Linked DNA regions of Homo sapiens: region 1 is linked to region 2. A link is a contact called in ENCODE Hi-C or POLR2A ChIA-PET data. All regions are on one chromosome and are shown on one strand. Each heading gives the region's core, a stretch centred on a gene start or an enhancer-like site at or near the end of the contact. The rest is flanking DNA. Distances are from core to core; before and after follow the strand shown. Region 1 has its middle 170 kb from the start of FAM9B. Region 2 has its middle 110 kb from the start of TBL1X.

What was found. A loop is a pair of places that touch in the nucleus more often than their neighbours do. ChIA-PET counts read pairs that join two places held with the same protein, here RNA polymerase II (POLR2A).
Region 1: a loop to region 2 is called in a map of natural killer cell, with 2.3 times the contacts of the local background. The contact joins two enhancer-like sites. A Hi-C loop is called at or near these places in 1 of 168 maps with a recorded cell type or tissue (natural killer cell). POLR2A ChIA-PET finds 5 or more read pairs at or near these places in 2 of 52 experiments (activated B cell and activated naive CD4-positive, alpha-beta T cell).

The regions. Positions count from the first base shown.
Region 1 is chrX:9,204,332-9,207,031 of GRCh38, reverse strand. No RefSeq gene overlaps it. Among named protein-coding and RNA genes, the nearest start is that of FAM9B, 170 kb to the right of the region's middle. Within about 2 kb of position 1,316, at least 2 of the 41 ENCODE cell types and tissues checked have a DNase peak (open chromatin) inside an H3K27ac peak, as active enhancers do; they include natural killer cell, where a contact is called at or near this core.
Region 2 is chrX:9,351,092-9,353,791 of GRCh38, reverse strand. No RefSeq gene overlaps it. Among named protein-coding and RNA genes, the nearest start is that of TBL1X, 110 kb to the left of the region's middle. RefSeq lists enhancers at 891-1,000, 1,021-1,080, 159-1,358. Within about 2 kb of position 1,436, at least 13 of the 41 ENCODE cell types and tissues checked have a DNase peak (open chromatin) inside an H3K27ac peak, as active enhancers do; they include natural killer cell, where a contact is called at or near this core.

The DNA of each region.
Region 1 (2,700 bases), core at 67-2,566, 150 kb after region 2:
ACTGCCCCAGTTTCTTGGCCAGCCCGGAATCATCTAGGGGAGCCTGGCTCCCACTCCTTGCCTGACTAAACATTGTGATCTTATGGTTTTGGGTGTGCCCTGGGCACCAAGATGTTTTAAAGCCCTCAGGGTGATTCTGACATTCTAGCATTCTCACTTTGTAGGGGAATTATATAATCCTTCAAGACATCTCAGAGCCTCAGCAAACTGCATTTAGCCTTGGCGATTCTCATCACACTGATTAAAAGAAGCGACTCCCCTTTCTTGAATGACAAAGCAATCAGCACCTGTGTTAATTAACATGTATTGTTTGGGCATGTGTTTTCTACTGAGAGTCCAAGACTTGCTAAAACCATGGAGCGTGCATTTGTGATACTACAGTTGAGAGAAATAAGACGATTTACCAGAGCTAAGAGATGAGGTAGTTACTGCTTTTACTGTTTCCTTCCCTTGCAATTTCAGGTTTGGGCCCCTGGCACCTTTGATTAAAGGAGAGAAGAAGCCACGCAGCAAGGGTAGTCCTAGGATGCTGTTCGCATCGTCCAGAATATTGATGAAGTCGGCTGGAGTGGGAACCCACGGTGTGGGGCAGATACAGAAATGGGCTCAGGCATCAGATAATTCAGCCAGATATGACTGACACCTTAGAAAAGACCTCGTCTATATGCTGGCTTCTCCGTCTCATCCATAAAGCGAAGCAGAGAGCCCCTGCCTCAAGACTTAAATGAGCTCATAAACAAAAGCACTCCACAGGGTCTGGGGCATATAGCAGCTGCTCAGTAAATGAAAAAATATTTATTACTACTTTGGAGCAGCCGTTTATTTTTTCAGGCAGTGACAAAGTATCTTTTAGAATGCAAAGATCTTTTTCTTTTTTTCGTCTTTCTCTTCCAAAAGAAGAAGGTGAAAATGTGGAGGTGAATGTCTTTAAAAGTGACATTCACACCTAAGTGTGAAGTCTAGGTGTTAACCTGAGTGAGAAATCTTCAAAGAACAGAATAAGTTCACATGGAGCTCTGTCGCCTGCCCAGAGCACAGGGTTCCCTGCTCGGTGTTCCTCCTGGTGTTTCTTGTATCATGAACTTGGTGCTGGTTATTTCTTTACTTCTCAAACTCCCATGGATCATCCTTTCTCTGTATTGCTCTTTCTCCATGGATTGGACATTGCTAGAGACTGAATGTGTGTCTCTCCAAAATTCATGTTGAAATCTAACCCCCAAGGTGATGGTGTCAGGAGGTGGGCCTTTGGGAGCTGCTGAGGTCATGAGGGTGGAGCGTTGTGAACGAGATGAGTACCCAGAGAGCTCCCTTGCCCTTCCACCCTGTGAGGACAGAGCGAGGGTGCACTATGGCTCCAACACGCATCTATGAACCAGGAAGTGAGTCCTCACCAGACACAATATCTGCTGGTGCCTTGATCTTAGGGTTCCAGCCCCAAGAACTGTGAGCGATTAATGTCTGTTGTTAGTCTATGGTGTTTTGTTAGAGCAGCCTGAATGGACTAAGACAGAAATTATTTGCAACTCTTCATTTTGCTGTAGCTGCTATTACTTTTGTTATTTCTTTACCCTTTTTTTTTTTTTCTCCTTTAATTGCTCTCCGATGGATGAAACTTGGTCAGGACTGGACCCAGAGTAACAGACCCTGGACCTCAGCCTTGTCCTGCCTGAGTGTAAAGCAGAGGCTCTTCTCATCAGTGACCCCTTGGTGCTTCCTGTTATTTACAACCTGAAGCTGCCAGTGTCATATGAAAGCAGTGTCGTTGTATTTATGAAGAATTCTTTAGGGATCTCCTTCAGGGCAGCCAAAGGACACTGCAAGGTTAAGTCAGCATTTGAGGGAACAACATTTTCTATCCTTCTGAATATCTGTTGGACATCTGCTTTTCTGGGATCTCAAAATTTGAAGCAACTGGGAAAGTTTTAGGCAGAGGCATATCTATAGCTAGGGAACTGGTCAGGAAATCACTTGGTTTAAGAATTGGGTCCCTAAGATCTCCTGAACTGTCTGTCACTCTTAGATGGTGGAGGAGACCTAGAACAGAGAACAGGAAAGGATGAATGTATTGTATGGTTGTCTCAATTCTGAACGAGTCTTCCCTTTTAGTGGAACCCATTTGGGCACGTACATGATTCCTTGCACTCTACGTGTATATTTTCAGAGCATTTCTCACCTGTTAAGATCATTTCCTAATATGTGTAATATGCTTCACAGGATGGTCTCGTAAAATGATAGCACTGTGTCTATTTGTTAATAGCAAACCCAGGAGTGACTCAGCTTTGCTTCATTTCTGGAGTATGTCAACTGGAGTAAAAACTTGGCCATGAACACTGATGATCTTTATCTTTGCATCAGCAAGTTCTAGATGAACAAAATCCTCTATTATCTCCATCACCTAAAGATATTGACTGCTAACATTTTAGTGAATCTGTTTCCAATCTTTGAATTTTAAAAAATCTGCATTCTAAGGTTGTGATTACACTGAATATACAGTTCTGTATTCTGAATTTTAAGTTTAATATTATAATGTCTTTCTTCATATTTTTACATATTCATTTCAAACAATATATTTAATGGCAACATCATTTCTTAAATATTTTATTCTACCTTTCCCCTTAATATTTCCTTCTGTTCTGTGTCTGCTTCAAGGATTCAGTAAATTATGACTTATAAAGTTAATGCATATTAAATAGGATTTTG
Region 2 (2,700 bases), core at 187-2,686:
GGAGTGCAGTGGCGCCATCTTGGCTCACTGCAACCTCTGTCTCCTGGGGTCAAGTGATTCTCCTGCCTCAACCTCCCAAGTAGCTGGGATTACAGGTGCGTGCCACCATGCCCGGCTAATTTTTGTATTTTTTAGTAGAGACAGGGTTTCACCATGTTGGCCAGGCTGGTCTCAAACTCCTGACCTCAAGTGATCCGGCCGCCTTGGCCTCTCAAAGTGCTGGGATTACAGGTGTGAGCCACTGTGCCAGGCCATGACTGGGTCCTTTCATGCTGCTCTTTCCATTTCTTTGCAGTCCTGGAAGCAGGCTACTTTGGGCAGCTGTCCTTGGCTGCTGCTCCCCTGCACCTTAGGATCCTTATGAAAAGCGACTCTATGCAAAGAGACACGCAGCTAATGCGTGCTGTAGGGTGAGTGGAGAGCCTGGGGGGCTGGGCTACAAAAACCTATGCAACCCAAGCCCGATCTGCCTGACCTTGAATTGGTTTACCACATGTCTCTCTCTTACCAGGCAAATCTCCAAGGAGTCTTTCACTTTGGACAGTACATCCCCAAATCAAAGACTGATTCATAAAAAGAACTGATGAAATGTTGCCTTTTGCTCAGGCACCCTATCACACATGTTTTTCCGGAGTCCCTTGCCATTTCTTCCTTGCTGACTCAGAGTAATGATGGAGAACAAAAAGCCAGGAGGATAGAAAAAAGGAAAGCTGCGCTATCCAGAGAGTCTGGGGAAAGAGCCAAGCTTTTCTCCCCAACCCGCATCTTTTTGGTTGTTGTTTCAAAGAACTTGCTTTGCCCCATTCAAGCTGCAGGGAAATCTCTTTTGCTAGAGGGTGCAATCAAAGCCGGTGGGGCATCTCCATGCAGTGTGTAGGTCACAAAATAGCTCTGAGGACATTGAAGGCCTGTGGGACGTTGCACAATGACATACTGGACCCGTTAGACACGCAGTGGGTTTCGCTTCCTGTACATTTCTCCGAAAAACCTGCCGAGTCATCGACAGTTATCACCACCTTGCAGAATTTACGAAAGCTTCTAAGCAGTCATCTGAATAGTTTCTTTTGCTTCTAGGGCTCCTTGTACTCCTGTAATTTAAAATTTGTTTAAATAATAAAACCAACACACAATCTGGGGCAAAATTAAAATTCCAGGGAAGGCAGGCCAGGTTTTGCTGGATGGGATCCTTCAAGAAATGTGCAGATAAAACAAGGACCAGCAGCTCCTTTTCCTGAGTCTCCTGAAGCGAACAAGTCATTGTTAGGTGCATGGCTTGATAAAGAGAAGTGACAAGAAGATGGTATTTTAGACACTGAGAAATGAAAGCAAGTGTGCGTCGTGTCTAATGCAAATTACTGCTGCCCCTAGAAAAGAAAGGTGTGTGTGACCATAACGAAAGGAATAAGTTTAAAAAAAATTTGCCAAGTTAGCAGATTTCTGTCTCAAGAATGTAACAAAAACCATTTTTTTATGTTGAGGATTTTTTAAAGTTAAAAACAAGTCATCTCCTAAGAAAAGATAAGAATGTGATTCCTGAGCTGAGGGTATTTGCATTTTGAATTTTTGTTCCTACCTTTCAAGTAGGAATTGTGCCAAGAAAGCATAAACACAGAGAAGGAAATGGGTGTTTGTATTTGTAATACCTGCCTCAGGAGAGGAGAGAAGCCAAGAAGAAAGGGTGTGTGATTAACTCCTGAGCGCACTTGGAACCCAATGCGGCCAGAGATGTGAGTTGTGGGCCAGCAGGTGGATCCCTGTGGCCGCAAAATTTTGCTGTGCGACTGCTTGCATCAGTGGTGTTGTGGACGCCTTTAGGCAAGGTGTGTCTGTGGCTTGCTGGTATTTCAGCCAAGGAATGTGTCAGAGTAAGTTCAGCAGCCACAACAAGAGAGGATGTGTAGTGTTTCTGGGAGGGGCTTGTGTTGTTCTCAATTTCCGGGTACAAGGCTGGGTGCAGTGGCTCACGCCTGTAATCCCAACACTTTGGGAGGCCGAGGCGGGCGGATCACCTGAAGTCAGGGGTTCGAGACCAGCCTGACCAACATGGAGAAACCCCATCTCTACTAAAAATACAAAATTAGCCAGGCGTGGTGGCGCATGCTTGTAATCCCAGCTCCTCGGGAGGCTGAGGCAGGAGAATCGCTTGAACGTGGGAGGTGGAGGTCACGGTGAGCCGAGATCGCGCCACTGCACTCTAGCCTGGGCAACAAGAGCGAAACTCTGTCTCAAAAAAAAAAAAAAAAAAAAAAACTCCGAGGACAGAGTGATGTTAGACCAGACAGTGGGTCTCAAACTGTGGGTGTGTTTCAGCCACCTGTGATGCGTGTTACAAAGGCAGTCACCTAAGATCTCACCCTGGAGCTGGGATCCATGGAGCTGGGCAGGTTGAGGTGGTTCCAAGTTCAGTACAGGTGGTTCAAGGTCCCTACTCTGAGAAACTGACATCAAATGAAAGAAGACAAGTTTAGCGTGACAGTCCTTTATCTTCACACCTCATAATTGGCAAGCCACACTGCTTAGCCACATTCAAAGTCACTGGCAAGTGATTTTATTTTATTTTCAAGCGTGGGACAACTTAATTTTGTGAAATGTATATTTTTTGGTCATAGCATAAGCTACCACTCCTCAGTTCTTTTTGGCTGTTTTACAAACCAGTCAGGAAATGTATGGCAAAAACAGCAAAAGGAAAGTCGATTTTAA